2 separate regions of the Homo sapiens genome follow, and region 2 is linked to region 1. A link is a loop called in an ENCODE intact Hi-C map of the cell type or tissue named here. Cell type or tissue: MCF 10A. All regions are shown on one strand.

Evidence for each region. A loop is a pair of places that touch in the nucleus more often than their neighbours do. Peaks named below come from ENCODE experiments on the same cell type or tissue, not always from the same donor. Only the 100,000 strongest peaks of a DNase experiment are listed, where the experiment ranks them.
Region 2: it touches region 1 in a loop (2.9-fold over the local background); 10 of 110 quality-filtered maps call a loop at or near these places.

Annotation. Positions count from the first base shown.
Region 1 is chr15:101,196,875-101,204,874 of GRCh38, forward strand. The region is part of intron 2 of CHSY1 (chondroitin sulfate synthase 1); the gene reads right to left. Among named protein-coding and RNA genes, the nearest start is that of LRRK1-AS1, 49 kb to the left of the region's middle. RefSeq lists a silencer at 1,330-1,624. In MCF 10A, no CTCF peak of the experiment used is centred here; DNase peaks (open chromatin) are centred at 3,117 and 4,707.
Region 2 is chr15:101,123,809-101,131,808 of GRCh38, forward strand. The region is part of intron 1 of LRRK1-AS1 (LRRK1 antisense RNA 1); the gene reads right to left. Among named protein-coding and RNA genes, the nearest start is that of LRRK1-AS1, 24 kb to the right of the region's middle. RefSeq lists silencers at 3,048-3,097, 7,439-7,638 and enhancers at 3,388-3,437, 3,728-3,837, 4,048-4,217. In MCF 10A, no CTCF peak of the experiment used is centred here; DNase peaks (open chromatin) are centred at 4,143 and 4,613.

The DNA of each region.
Region 1 (8,000 bases):
AATTTTAAAAAAACCCTTCAATATACCACATTGGCTGTATGTGACCCCAGCAATTCAGTGAACTACTGGTACATTCCTAGAACAAAAAGGGGCAAAGCATGTTTAGTCTTAATTCTTTTATTCTTTGTTTACCTACTTCACAAGTATACATCTATACAGATACTCAAGAATCACAAATTTTGCTTGATTTCTTCCCAAAGAAAGTGGCATTATGCAATTTGAGATTTTCCGGCCAGGTGCGGTGGTACATGCCTGTAGTCCAAGCTACTCAGGAGGCTGAGGCAGGAGGATCACTTGAGCCCAGGAGTTCAAGGCCAGCCCCAACGGGTGGAAGGAGTGGGGAGAGGCAATGCCTGGCAATTTAAGATTCTTCCCTCAAATTATTGATATATTTGACTGGAAGCCCATTAATTATGTTCCTTATTTAAAGGTCACGTTAAGCTTTGGTAACTAATCACAAGACACTTCCATACCTGCCCAAATGTAAGTTTAATCACAAATGTATTCCCAAGCTCACCTGTTATGGCAGAGGAAGAACTAAAAGCCATATAACACAAATTTAAAGGAAGGAACCCTAAGGGAAACGTTTCCATCTGGACTGATCTGCTGGTTTATACTCTGAGAAGATTCCCAAGTCCTTGTATCTACGATTACAGCCAGAATGATTTTCTAGGAGAGACAAATTCAGGGCAAATATCTAAGGACACCCCAAATTACGGCATTTATATAATGTTAAATTATAAACAATTTATAATGTTAAATGATAAATTCCTTATATAATGTAAAGCTATAAATGTATATAATGTTAAATTACTATACAGCAAAACCAAAACTACAAATACAGGTGACCGATTCCTAAGAAGCCAGGATTCTTACGAATGGAAATACTTGTTAGAAGCCTATTTGAATCTCAAATTAGGAGCTTTTAAACCTAAAAGTCAATTAAACTACATTGTGCAATAGCATTTCTTAAACATCTGACCTTGGTATACGCTAAGAATTCCGCGAGTGGTATTTGGACGCCTTATATCTGAAACCTGAGAAACAAAAACCCAGTCCACCAAAGAGAGGAAAGCCTGCTGGGGACTCACTTTGGGATGTAAGGATTTGTTTCCGTCACGTCGCACAGACTGCGACCTCATCGCCAATGTATCTGTCCCCCTTCCCCTGTGGTGACAGACTGTGGTCTGACTCCGGCTATCGGGCCTTCTGTCCAGTTAGGTGTGAACCAAGACCCCCCCAAGCAGAGTGTGAGTGAGAGACCCGCTCCCCTTTTGGCTTGTGCTTAAGACCTGGCTCTGAGCTCTGTGTCTCCAGGCTCTTTCCTCTCCTGCAGCTGTCTGTCACCTAAGCACAGCAGCCACGCTACTGACCGGTGAAGGACAATGCCACAGGAGACGGCAGTAAAGCAAAATGGAAGACCCTGGACCCCTCAATGACAAGGAACACAGTCCCCCGAAATCCTGGAAAAGCCATCCCGTTACTGGACAGAGAAATTAACATCTGTCTCTGCTGCGTCCTCTCGGGTGTCTGTGACGGTGGTTTGGCCCTCTCGTAAGTCTTAAGTTGGCTACTACATTAAACACGGGAACCCATGAACGAACTATGATTTAAAAGCCAGTTTTCAGAGTCACCGCTCACAAAAAACACATCAGTAACTTCTACTTTCCGAGTGGCATTTTACAGATTATCTCATGTCATCGCATGCCAGGCACAGGTTTTACAGGTACTGCTCCCATCTCACTGCGGAGAAAGCGTACTTTCAAAAACTGGATAACTTGAGAGGAAACAGCAGTCGTAGTACCAGGCCCAAAACAGAAACACTTACATCTGTAACTCAGGGCAGGGGTCGGCACACTACGGCCCACTGGCCAAAATCCCCCATTAAAACTTCTACTGGGACACAGTTACACTCACTTTTGTTACTGTCTACAGCTGTTTTTGCATTACAGTGGCTAAGCTGAGCAGCTGGGAGCGAGATCCCACGGCCTGCAAAAACCCTAAAACATTTACCCGCCAACCCTTTACACAGCACAAAGAGTCTGCTGGCTGTGATCCAGAGCCTTCACCTTTATGCTGGAGCCCCACTTACTGGAGGTAAACCAGGCACGTGCAGACTTCGCCTAAAGAAACTCATTCCTAAGTGTGGCATCCTCCTAAGCAGTTTGCCTTCCCATCTACCACTGAGCTGCTCCCTGCTCCCACTGCTGCTGCCCAAACCACATGCCTGACCTGTGCCCTGCTGTGTTTTCCTGACACCAAGACACTCTGTTACATTTGTGGACACTGCGCCTCCAGCTTCCTACCTTTTCAATTCTAACAGAACTCCTTCAAAAAACATCACTGCGGCCGGGCGCAGTGGCTCATGCCTGTAATCCCTGCACTTTGGGAGGCCGAGGTGGGTGGATCATGAGGTCAGGAGATGGAGACCATCCTGGCTAACATGGTGAAACTCCGTCTCTACTAAAAATACAAAAAATTAGCCGGGCGTGGTAGCACGCGCCTGTAGTTCCAGCTACTCAGGAGACTGAGGCAGGAGAATCGCTTGAACCCAGGAGGCGGAAGTTGCAGTGAGCCGAGATTGTGCTACTGCACTCCAGCCTGGGCGGCAGGGTGAGACTCCGTCTCAAAAACAAACAAACGAACAAACAAAAAACACATCATTTCAGATGAAACAGTTCTGGAGACTGGTTGCGCAACTTACATACTTAAATGACTGAACTGTGTATTTAGATGTGACATGTATTTTACCAGTTAAAAACAGATTTTCTGAAAAGCAACTTCAAAAATAAAATTTTGTGGAAATTCTGTAAAAAATAAACATGTTTTATTCAAGTTAGATGAAAAACCTGGAAGTGGCAATGCTGGACAGGAAACACGACGCACCAGATTCTGTGTGGCTCTGCAGTTATAGATTCAGTCTACTTCGGTTTTGTGCATAAAAGGCAGTTTCAAGAAACTAAAAACAGACATAGCACTCCCCAAAATAGAACCCCCAAAACCACGAACAGCAGCGTATGTTCATTTGATCCCTGTGTCTAACAGCATTACAGCTGCATCAGCAACTGGAGACAAGTGAGTCACAAAAGCCCTCTGAAGCATCGTTCTGAATAAGATACAAGAAAAAGTGACTCACACAATTCGTTTCACGCAACCAATGTTTTGTGAATACTCACTATATGCCCGGTACTGTGGCAGTTATCCAATATTCTACAACATAAAATAAATACCTCATTCCAAATATCCCTTATCATCCGGGAACTAAGATGACATTCTAGGTTGAATAAGACGAAATGCTGTCACCATATGTTGTCATTTCATGAGCCAGTTTACTTCCAGAATAACTTTTTTGATTTTCATTTTAAAGAGTATCCACGTAAAAAATAAGAGACGCCTTTACGCAAAAATGCCATCTATCGACAAAATTATTCAGGTTTGCAGTCCTACTGCATTTCACATGACGGGTAAACACAACGCGAAGAAGACACGGGCTGGAGCCTGGCCTGCTTCTCACAGGCTGTGTCCTCGAGCAAGTCTCCTGACTAATTTGGTCCCAGTTTGTCTCCTGCCTGGTTTGGACCAGAAAAGTCACAAAAGTCTTTTCTGGGGTTACAATTCAGGGCAAACTAACAGTACAAACAAGGTTAGGAGAATTGTTCAAGAACTGTTCTTAAGTACCATGAAAGATGCACTGACTAAGAACACCTGCCAGCCCCTGCACCCCCAGATGGGTCAGGGACCAGACTCTTCCAGATGCAGCTCCCGAGTCTCTCCGATGTACCCACTCTTCTGCAGCCCGCAAGCAAGCCTCTCAGCTATGATTCTCTTCATTTCTTACCTGGCTGTTGCAGAAATCTCTTAGGTCTCCTCTGCCCCAGCCTCACCTTGCTCTGAACCTGTCGGGGTGGTCTTTCAATATGGAACCCTGGTCATGTTGCTTGCTGGGAATAATTCGACCCACCCCAACTGCTCTGCATACCCCTTAGGTCTCCTCACATTCCAGCCACCCCTCCTCCCTCTGCCAGGTCTCATGTTGCCAGGCCACAGTTCTGTGGATGAGGCAGGAGGTTCTCCCTCGCCATGTGTGCGAAGTCAGCCACCCTGGGTAAATCCTGTCCCCCTTCCCTGCCTGAGCCAGGGTCTGTGGGAGCCTGTACACCTTCTGAAACACAATATCCAATATCCCACTGCCCACTGCCCTCCCAGGGCAACCCAGAGTGTGTCTATAGGTGGGGGCGGTGCGGGGGGAGGTGGTCGGGGGTGGCGGGGCAAGCCAGAGAGAGAATGTGAAATCTCCTTTAATTCCTCTTAGAGAACAGTGATTCCCCACAAATGGGTATAGAGTAGAATCATCTGAGATTGTAATGCATGTCTGGCAAAAATCCACTACATAAAGAAAATAATGAATAATGAGGCTGGTGGTTAAAGAAGGAGTTGCCTATTACTCCCCCGACCCTCAGCCTTCCGTGAATATCAACGTTAAGGCATCCTGGCAGGAGGAACCACCAAACGTCCTATAGAACAAGGTGGGGACGAGTGAGCAGAAGAGAAAGGCTCACATGAGAAAGATGCCTAAGAACAAGGAGGAAGCCAATGAGCCCGCCCAGCCTAACTCCTTCCCATCCTTCTGGGGCTGGTCTGACCCATCTGATTGGTGGAGCGGCAGGGCTGCCTTTCCAGCAGGCGGTTGGGCAGTGGGGTGGGAGGAGAGGAGGCAGGAAGACTCCAAGAGGAGTTAAATCTTAGCTAGGGCTGCAGCTGTGAGTCACTGGATGGCAGGATGACAGAGGTTGCAAGTACCAGCAGCAGGGAAGAAACACAGACAGGCGTTCCCTGGCAGCTCTGGTGGCCCTGGGCTGGTAGGGGCTGCCCTTCTTTCATTCCAGCCAGTGTTTCTTAGAGAGATCAGCCTAACCAGATGGAAAGGAAGGCTGTTACCTTCCACCTTTCCTGAACTGTGTTCAAAGAGAACTGGAGGCTGCCTTCATGTTCTCCCAGTAGGTGTCCAGGAGGGGGTTAGAAGGAATCTCAGGCCAGCAGCAAGCCAGCCAGGGAAGGGCCCACTACAGCAGCTAAGGAGGACAACCCTCAGCCCTCAACACACTTCAGCTTTCAATCGGGGCTAAATTATGGGACAGACTGCATTCCATGAGCTTTAGCAATTTCAGAAGCTGCTGATGACAAGCTCTGGTCCTATCAAGCTTGCCAGGGTGGAAGCAGCAGGAGGGGCAGTGGGATGTCAGACACAGCAGAGGCTGCAGGGAAGGATGGAGGGCATTTCTGCAGGGGGGGCAGTGGGATCTCAGACACAGCAGAGGCTGCAGGGGAGGATGGAGGGCATTTCTGCAGGAGGGGCAGTGGGATCTCAGACACAGCAGAGGCTGCAGGGGAGGATGGAGGGCATTTCTGCAGGGGGGGCAGTGGGATCTCAGACACAGCAGAGGCTGCAGGGGAGGATGGAGGGCATTTCTGCAGGAGGGGCAGTGGGATCTCAGACACAGCAGAGGCTGCAGGGGAGGATGGAGGGCATTTCTGCAGGAGGGGCAGTGGGATCTCAGACACAGCAGAGGCTGCAGGGAAGGATGGAGCGCATTTCTGCAGGAGGGGCAGTGGGATCTCAGACACAGCAGAGGCTGCAGGGAAGGATGGAGGGCATTTCTGCAGGGGGGGCAGTGGGATCTCAGACACAGCAGAGGCTGCAGGGGAGGATGGAGGGCATTTCTGCAGGAGGGGCAGTGGGATCTCAGACACAGCAGAGGCTGCAGGGGAGGATGGAGGGCATTTCTGACCCCTTGCAGCACTCACTGGTAAACATGGAATAAGGTGACTCTCATTTAGGATTTTTTTTAACTTTAAAAGGCTAACATATAAATAGTAGTTTGCAAATTTAGGGATTTTGGGAGAGGTGGTTAAGACTAAAAGATTATAAAATGAGGACTAATAACTTAAAAGCCATTATGTAATGGTAATCAAACAAGAAAAAAAATATTTTACCATCATGAACCAGCTATAATTTGGGGAGTATAACATGGTCTTTGGGTTTTATGCTGGATGTAGACCTAAATTCCACATTTCTTAAAATCCAATCTGCACTGCTATAGAGAGGTTACTTGTTTCCAGAGAAAAACATTACTAGTGCTGGTTAGCATATAAAAATAAAAATGTGACAATGGGATTCAGTAACGGCTATTTTCAAGTAAACAAACAAGAAAACAACCACAAATCAATTTTATTAACAACTGATTGCACCTAAAGCCAAGCTTTAAAGTAGAAATGCACTGGGTTGCAGAAACCACAAACCCCTGAAATAGGGGGGGTGAGGGAGTATAAAGGCAGCGTGGGCGCCCACAGCACAGCCAGTAGACCCTGTCCACAGTCCTGACAGGCATGGACCTTCTCCCTTTAGGCAGCCCACTCCACAGGTCAAGGCCACACATCCAAGTGTGCAGGAGGATAGAGGAAAAGAGACACACTAATTTCAATACAAAGGCTTCCCACAACTACAGTCATTCAAACTACTTCTAAGAATGGAGAAACAGAATTCTTCTAAGAATTACCAAAAGCCCCCATATACGGCTGCTCAACAATATCATCATTTGACAAACATCATTAATTCAAGTAAAAATCATGTGGATGATTAACTCATCATTAACTCAAGTAAAAATTAGTGGATGATGCTTACAGGAGGAATAGGATATCTCATGGCCTCAAAATATTTCCCTATAAGGTATTTATTAAATAACAAAGGCAAAAGTAGTGATTTTTACAGAGGAGAATCGTGGCAAGAGATCAAAGTTAACACTGCCTGTATGGATCATACACCGAAATCATGTGCTCCTGATGTGAGGCACTGAGGACACATCACGTAGCCTGGGGAAACATCAGATAAACCCAGACTGAAGGACAAATAACTACAAAATAACTCATCTGTACTTTTCAACAACGTCAAGGTCATGAACAGCAAAGACAAGGTCAAGGTTAAAGGGCACTTAAAGAGACATACCATATAAATGCTGCATGTGACCCTAGACTACACTCTGGAACACCTCAAGTTCTTTATTTTGCTATGAAGGACATTACTGGGACAACTGACAGAATATGACTAAACTCTGTAGATTACATAACTGTGCTGTATCAACGTTAATTTCCCTGATTTTGATTACTGCGTTGTGTTTATGTCAATGAATGACCTTGTTCTTAGGAAATACATACTGATTTAAGGGCAAAAAGAGCATTATATCTGCAACTTCCAAATGGTTCAGAAAAAACTAATGTAGGCCGGGCACAGTGGCTCACACCTGTAAATCCCAGCATTTTAGGAGGCCGAGGTGGGTGGATCAGCTGAGGTCAGGAGTTCGAGACTAGCCTGGCCAATATGGCGAAACCCCATCTCTACTAAAAATACAAAAATTAGCTGGGCGTGGTGGCGTGCACCTGTAATCCCAGCTACTCGGGAGGGTGAGGCAGGAGAATCACTTGAACCCGGGAGATGGAGGGTGCAGTGAGTCGAGATCGTGCCATTGCACTCTAGACTGGGCAGTAAGAGCGAAACTCCATCTCAAATAATAATAATAATAATAATAATAATAATAATAATGTACACTTATAGAGAAAATGATAAAGCTGATGTGGTAAATATTAATAATCAGGGAATTTGGGTGAAAGACTTATAGGAGTTTTCTATTAAGTTAAATTTTTTCAAAATAAAAATTGCCCCCCAAAAAACAGTGGTTAAAAATGACCATCCAGCTGGGCATGGTGGCTCACACCTGTAATCCCAGCACTTTGGGAGGCCAAGGTAGGCAGATCACTTGAGGACAGGGGTTCAAGACCAGCCTGACTGACATAATGAAACCCCATTTCTACTAAAACTACAAAAAATTAGCTGGGGATGGTGGCACACACCTATAATCCCAGCTGTTCAGGAGGCTGAGGCACAAGAATTGCTTGAACCCAGGAGCCGAAAGTTGCAGTGAGCCAAGGTCACACCACAGCATTCC
Region 2 (8,000 bases), 73 kb before region 1:
CGGTCCCTGTGAGAAGCCCGAGCCAGCCTGCCGGAGGGGCACATGGAGGAGAACCAAGGCCCCCAGGCCAACTGCCCCAGCTAAGTGCTGGGGACGTGAGGAGGACAGTTGGGACCCGTCACAAAGTTTAGAGTGATTTTTAGGAAGGAATGTCAAACTGTAACAAGAGGGAAGAACAAAGGCCTGCCACTTAAATTTTTGAAAATAAGAAGTTGAGGGAAAACAGAAATAAAACTTCAAGTAGCTACATCTATGGTCAATTGATTTGCAAGAAGTGTGTCAAGATAAGTTGATGGGGAAAGAATCATCTTTTCAAAAAATGGTGCTGAAACAAAAGGATGGATTTGGACTACTGTCTCACACGACATTAAAAAATTTACTCAAAATGGATCAAAGACTTAAATGTAAGAGCTAAAACTTAAAAACATCTCAGAAGCAAACAGACGTCAATCTCCTTGACCTTGGATTAGGCAATGGTTTCTTTAGATTAGATACCATCAGCAACAAAAGAAAGCAAACCACCAAGAAAGTGAAAGAACGATACAAATAATGAGACAAAATACTTGGAAATAATGTATCTGATGAAGACTTCCTTCTAGGATGTATAAAGAATTCTTAAAACTCAGTAATAAAAAGACAAAATAACCCAATTCAAAAATGACTGAAGGAATTGAATAGACATTTCTCCAAAGAAGACATACAAAAATGGCCAATAATCACATCAAAAGTCATTGGAAAGGCAAATCAAAACCACAGAGGCTGGGTGCAGTGATTCATGCCTGTAATCCCAGCACTTTGGGAGGCCAAGGCGGGCAGATCACTTGAGGTCAGGAGTTCGAGACCAGCCTGGCCAACATGGCGAGAGCCCATCTCTACAAAAAAATACAAAAAAATTAGTTGAATGTGGTGGCAGGTGCCTGTAGTCCAAGCTACTCAGGAGGTTGAGGCAGGAGAATCGCTTGAACCTGGGAGTGGGGGGATTGCAATGAGCCAAGATTGCACCACTGCACACCAGCCTGGGTGACAGAGCAGAACTCTGTCTCTGGGAAAAAAAAAAAAAAAAAAAGGAACCGCAGTGAGAGACCATTTCACACCTACTAGAATGACTCTAATTTTTAAAGGGCAGCTAAGCGTTAGTGAGGATGTGGAGAAATTGCTGGGACTGGATATACACTCACAAAAGGACGAATCCCTTGGCGGTTGTTCAAAACGTTAAACATAGTTTCCACATGACCAGCAATTCCACTCGTAGGTCTATGCCCAGGAAAAATGAAAACCTCCATTCACACAAAATCTTCTACATGAATCTTCATGGGAGCATGATTCACAATGGCCAAAAGGTGACAATAACCCAAATGCCTAGCAGCTGACGAATGGAGAAGAAAATCTGGTATAGCCATACAAGGGAATATGATTCAGGAAGGAAAGCAAAAGGAAGGGAATTCTGACATGCTACAATATGGAAGAACCTTGAAAACATTACGCTAAGGGAAAGAAACCAAATGCAGAAGTCACCTATTATATGATTTCACTTCTATTAAATTCTGAGAATAGGCAAATCCATGAAGACATAGACTAGTGGCTGCCCAGGGCTGAGGGAAGTGAAGAGTGACTGCTCGTGGTATGGGGTTTATTTTTCAGGTGACAAAGATATTCTAGAATTAGATAGCAGTGAAAGCTGTACAACCTTGTGAGTACGGTTAAAGGAAAAAGAAAAAGCAAACACTGAATTGTATACTTTAAAACAGTGAATTTTATGGTATATCAATTATATTTCAGTAAATGAGACAAAACATCTGCAAAAGATAAAACTTGGGCAACTACTATATTTTCTCTAATATTTAATTTTCTTGATTTGTTCCTTAGTTTTAAATTAATAATTTAAAAAGAACATGTTTCCAATTTTAAATATATCATTCCAATGTAGTAAAATATTTCATATATGAACTAAAATGTCCCCTCACCTTGCAGTTTGTGCTCTTGTACTGTTTTTTGGGGTTGTTAGTTTGTTTTTGAGACTGAGTCTCACACTGTCACCCAGGCTGGAGTGCAGTGGCGCGATCTCGGCTCACTGCAACCTCTGCCTCCTGAGTTCAAGGGATTCTCCTGCCTCAGACTCCCGAGTAGCTGGGATTACAGGCGGCTGCCACCACGCCCAGCTAATTTTTTGTATTTTTAGTAGAGACAGGGTTTCACCATGTTGGTCTGGCTGGTCTTGAACTCCTGACCTTGTGATCCGCCCACTTCGGCCTTCCAAAGTGCTGGGATTACCGGCAGGCATGAGCCACCGCTCCTGGCCTCTTATACTGTTTTAAATGTTAAACACAAACAAGACTTCAATGGTCACACAGAATACAGAATTGAAGTAACTTAAGTTCCGAATCTTCCTCTTTCCGATCACTGTGCTATTGTTGCTTCGTCAAATCTGCTGTTTAAATGTAGGAATTCACAGCACCCTGGGGCACTGGAGACGTGAATGATGTCCAAAGTGGCTTCAGACGGCTCACAACTTACTTTTGAAAAGCACATTTCTGGACCGACTTTATACCTGGGAGTTCTGAAATTAACTTTCACTTGGAATACAAAGCTTATCAAAGGATAATAAATAAAATCATGTTGATTTGAAGTATATATATATATACATAAACCCTCACAATTGTTTAGAATTTAGATCAACAAAATATTTTCCCTGGCAGGAGTATTTAATCATGCCTGGTAATTAGAAAAACAAACAACAGCAACAAAAACACCAGTCGTCTGACTTAGTAGATTTTATTATTGTGACTTCAGTGACAGTGTGTCACCTCGCTGCCTGAACCCAGGCCCACAGCTCCCACTACCCCGCCCTCACTTTCTATTTCCCTAGCGCTTTGAAGATTCCATTTTACCCACCGCAGGAGAACATTATGAGGCTAGGTAATATAATCCCCATTTGACAGATGAGAAAGCAGGGGGCCCAGAGAGGCTTATCCAAGGGCCAGCAGGAGGGGACAGAGCCTAGAAGCTGGTTCTGCAGGGCTCAGCTCCCACTTCTCAGGGCACAGTCCCGACTAGCCCCTCTTATTAGTGACCGTGGGTGGGTCTACTCCCCACAGTTCCGGCTGCCAGACTTACCCAGGCTGTGCCTCATCCTCGCAGTACCTACCTGCTCTCAGCTTGGAAAGAACCTGGAAATTCATTCACACCCAGGTTCTGAGGGCTGCTAACAGGCTTCTTTCCCAAGAGGTAATTGCCTTTATCAAAGAGGGTGCTCTTTAATGAGCTGAAAGAATGCCTCTGCAAGTCGGGCCTCCTCCCTAGGCTGCTGGGATCACTGGTACACATCTGTTCTCCCCCATCTCACCTCAGGAGTAGTTTGCTCCCCAGGGAGGAGCCCTGCCTGAGAGTAAATCCAAAGAGACGTCCCACAGTTAACTCAGCCTCAAAAGCATTTGGAGTTGCAAACTAAATGACATAGTCTCATGACTTGTGTCTGATTCTGTGGATCTAAGAAAATCCAGTTTCTCCCTAACTAACGCCAGCATCCTACAGCCTAGCCTCTGCCTGGTGAACACAGACAGCCTTGCCGGGGCCTGGCAGAAGGAGTGCTAAGAGGACAGGGCCTCACAGACCCTAGAAGTGGGTCTCACCCTTCTCAGCTCACTCAGATGCTTTGTCTCCAGAGTTCTCAGATTTACAAAGCTTAATGAGTGCCAATTTACTCATTATTGTCCTCCCAGGCCTCACAACGCATTAAAATCCTTCTGCACAGACAGATTAGGAGACAAGCCTAAGGAAAACGTACATCTGCTTTAAAAAAAAAAAAATGCAGTTTCAGGTTCCACTTTACATCAGCCAGGGTTTAGTTACAGGAAACAGAAACCACTCTAACAATTTTAAGCAAAAAGGGGTTTAGACAGGAAATTAGGGGCTTACCGTTTTATTGAGAGGCATGGGCCAGGCCTATTGGCGTGGTGCCCGGAAAAAGGCCTGGGGACCAGCCGGCTGGGCTCTGCTAGCCTGACTCCACTCAGCCAGGTGGGGGTCGGGAGGCTCCCAGTGCTGTACCATACCTGCCTCTTGACCCCACAAAGGGACTGAATGGACCCTGGAACGCTGCCACAGGAAAAACAACCACCACAACTTTGCTCGCCAGCAGAAACGGCCAAAAGCAGCAGGAGGAGAGTCTTGGCCTCTGAATCATAGTGGTGTGCGAAGAATTGGCAGGACTATGGATGTGCTGGAGCTGGCTCAGCCTAGTGACAGCCAACGGTGCACGGCAATTCCAATTCCAGGTCCAGGGACACCAGGGGATAGCAAGATTGAAATTGACCACAGTGGATATATTTACACCATGGAAATCAGCAAGCACTAACAGCCGGGTTGCTTTTGTTTTGTGTTGTTTTTTTGTTTTTTTTTGAGAGCTGGTTGTTAAACATTGACCACCGGGCATAACCCATTTCACATTTAGAACTCTAGCGGCAAGGGAAGCGGGAAAAGCAGTGGCTCACCTTCCAGCCTTTGAAGGAACAGCGAGGAGAGCACACAGAATGCTAGCTGCCAAGCCGTCCTCCATGACACACACTCCTAGGAATGTACCCTGCAGTAAATTTGCACATGTGTGAGGGATGAATGGCTGCTGATGCTGCACTTTGCTAGTAATTACGTGGAAGCAACATTTCTTAACGCAATTGCTCTTGAGCATATGTGAAGTTTATTAACCCTGGAGCTAGGGAATTGGCAAGGGGACAGAAGAGTGGGTTGGTTCAAAGATGGCTTGGAAATTGTTGATTTGTATCTACAGGGGGGAAAGAATGCTTGCATAAGCAGCTAATTAAGAAGAGGCAGCTAATAAGGTCAAGCTTACAGTTTCATTTAACATGATCGTTAAAACGTCATTTCCCTATCGGCTGGAACAAGCGAGGTTTGAGGCACAGTAATCTTGGGGGTGATTTCTAGAGAGGCCAACCTTTCATCCGAAATAATAAGAAACACATCCAAGGTGCACTTCATCTGTGGCTCTTAATTAGACAAAGCTACACGGTTTTGTGCCCCAGCTGAGCTGGACGAGAGCCCGTCAGCTCCAAGGCAGCAAGCATTGTCAAGCAGAGGTCACAGCAAAGCGCCAGGCAAGCAGGGTCTGCACTGGCCTCTGGGCTGCTCAAGCTTCTGGTTCTAAGGGACTGAATGTGCAGGTCGCCCAGCCCTCCGTATTGTTTTTATTTGACAATAGCCAAATATGGCAACAAGTTGCTATGCACTGAATTGTGTCCTCTCTAAATCCATATGTTGAAGCCTGAATCCTGCAGTGTGACAGTATTTGCAGATAGGGCTATTAGGAGGCAATCAGGGTTAGATGAGATCAGAAGGAGGTGGCCCTGATTCTCTAGGGCTGGTTTCCTCTTAAAAACAGGGAGAGATGCTGGGTGCAGTGGCTTGCACCTGTAATCCCAGCACTTTGGGAGGCCTAGGTGGGCAGATCACAAGGTCAAGAGATCGAGACCATCCTGGCCAACATGGTGAAACCCCATCTCTACTAACAAAAATTAGCTGGGTGTGGTGGCACATGCCTGTAATCCCAGCTACTTGGGAGGCTGAGGCAGGAGAATCGCTTGAACCTGGGAGGCAGAGGTCGCAGTGAGCCAAGATCGCACCACTGTACTCCAGCCTGGTGACAGAGCCAGACTCTGTTTCAAAAAAAAAAAAAAAAATAGGGAGAGACACCAGAGTGTTCCCTCTCTGCCTTTGAGGCTACAGCAAGAAGGCAGCCACCTATGAGCCAGGAAGAGAGCTCTCACCAGGAAACAGCTCTGATGGCACCTTGATCTTGGACTTCCAGCCTCCAGAACTGTGAGAAAATCAATGTCTGTTGTTTAAGCACCCCAGTTGGTGATATCTGTTAACAGCAGCCGGAGCTGACTAGCATACAAGCTAAATGTCCATTCATAGGGAACTGGTTGGAGTAAAGAGACAAGTCACAGAATGGAAGAAAATTTTGTAAATAATATATCTGATATGGGATTAATATCCAGGATATATGGAGAACTCCTGAAACTCAACAACAACAACAAACAACAAAACCCAATTTGAAAATGGGCAAAGGATTGAATAGATGTTTCCCCAAAGAAGATGGCCAACAAACACAGGAAAAGATGTTTAACTCACTAATCATTAGGGAAATGCAAATCAAAACTACGAGATACCACTGCTTACCCATTATGAGGGCTACTATTTAAAAAAAAAAACAGACAATAGCAAGTGTTGGCAAGGATGTGAAGAAATTGGAATTCTTGTGATGCTGGGAATGTAAGATGTTGCCGCTGTGTGGAAAATAGTACAGCAGTTCCTCAGAAAGTTAAAAATTGAATTACAATATGATCTAACAGTTTCACTTCTGGGTCTGTAGCCGAAAGAACGGAAAGCAGCATCTCAAAGAGAAATTTGTACACCAATGTTCATAGAAATGTTATTCACAACAGCTAAAATGTGGAAGCAAGCTGAGCATGCATGGATGAATGAATGGATAAAGAACATGGTAAATACAGACAATGAATATTACTCAGCCTTCAAAAGGAACAAAAGTCTGAGACACATTGCAGGAGGCATGAACCTTGAAGACATAATGCCGAGTGAAATAAGAAAGGACTGTGTGATTCCACTTGGATGAGATAACTGGAGGAGTCAAAATCATAGAGACAGAAGGAACAGTGGTTGCCAGGGGCTGGGCAAGGGAAGAGCGGTATGGGGAGTTAGTATTTAATGTGCACAGAGTTTTGATTTTATAGGATGAGAGTTCTGTGGAGGGGCTGGGCAAGGGAAGAGCGGCATGGGGAGTTAGTATTTAATGCGTACAGAGTTTTGATTTTATAGGATGAGAGTTCTGTGGAGGGGCTGGGCAAGGGAAGAGCGGCATGGGGAGTTAGTATTTAATGTGCACAGAGTTTTGATTTCATAGGATGAGAGTTCTGTGGAGGGGCTGGGCAAGGGAAGAGCGGCATGGGGAGTTAGTATTTAATGCGCACAGAGTTTTGATTTCATAGGATGAGAGTTCTGTGGAGGGGCTGGGCAAGGGAAGAGCGGCATGGGGAGTTAGTATTTAATGCGTACAGAGTTTTGATTTTATAGGATGAGAGTTCTGTGGAGGGGCTGGGCAAGGGAAGAGCGGCATGGGGAGTTAGTATTTAATGCGTACAGAGTTTTGATTTCATAGGATGAGAGTTCTGTGGAGGGGCTGGGCAAGGGAAGAGCGGCATGGGGAGTTAGTATTTAATGCGCACAGAGTTTTGATTTCATAGGATGAGAGTTCTGTGGATGAATAGTGGTGATGGTTGCACAACAGTGGGAATGTACTTAATATCACTGAACTGCACACCTAAAAAGGGTTGATATGTGATATGGTTTGGACTTGTGTCCCCGCCCAAATCTCATGTCAAATTGTAATCCCCAGTGTTTGAGGAGGGACCTGGTGGAAGGTGACTGGATCACGGGGGTGGATTCCCCCCTTGCTGTTCTTGTGACAGTGAGTTCTCACAAGACCTGGTTGTTTAAAAGTGTGTGACACCTCCCCCTTCACTCTCTTCCTCCTGCTCCAGCCACGTAAGACGTACCTCCTTCCTCTTTACCTGCTGCGATGATTGTAAGTTTCCTGAGGTCTCCCCAGCCATGCTTCCTGTACAGCCTGCAGAACCAGGAGCCAATTAAACCTCTTTTCTTTATAAGTAACCCAGTCTCAGGTACTTCTTTATAGCAATGCGAAAATGGACTAATACGATATGGTAAATTTTATGCTGTGTGTATTTTACCACAGTAAAATTTTTTTAATAGAGAGCTGGTTAAATATAGTGCATCTATCCAGGGCCTCATTGAATACCATGTGAAAGGTACTGCCTAGAGTTGTGCAAACAGCAGTATTGACTCCGATGATGAAATACCATGCCACCATTAACACAAAAGAGGTAGCTCTATATGCATAAGGAATGAGCTCTATAACATGTTAAGCCAAAAGAAAAGAAAGGAACAAA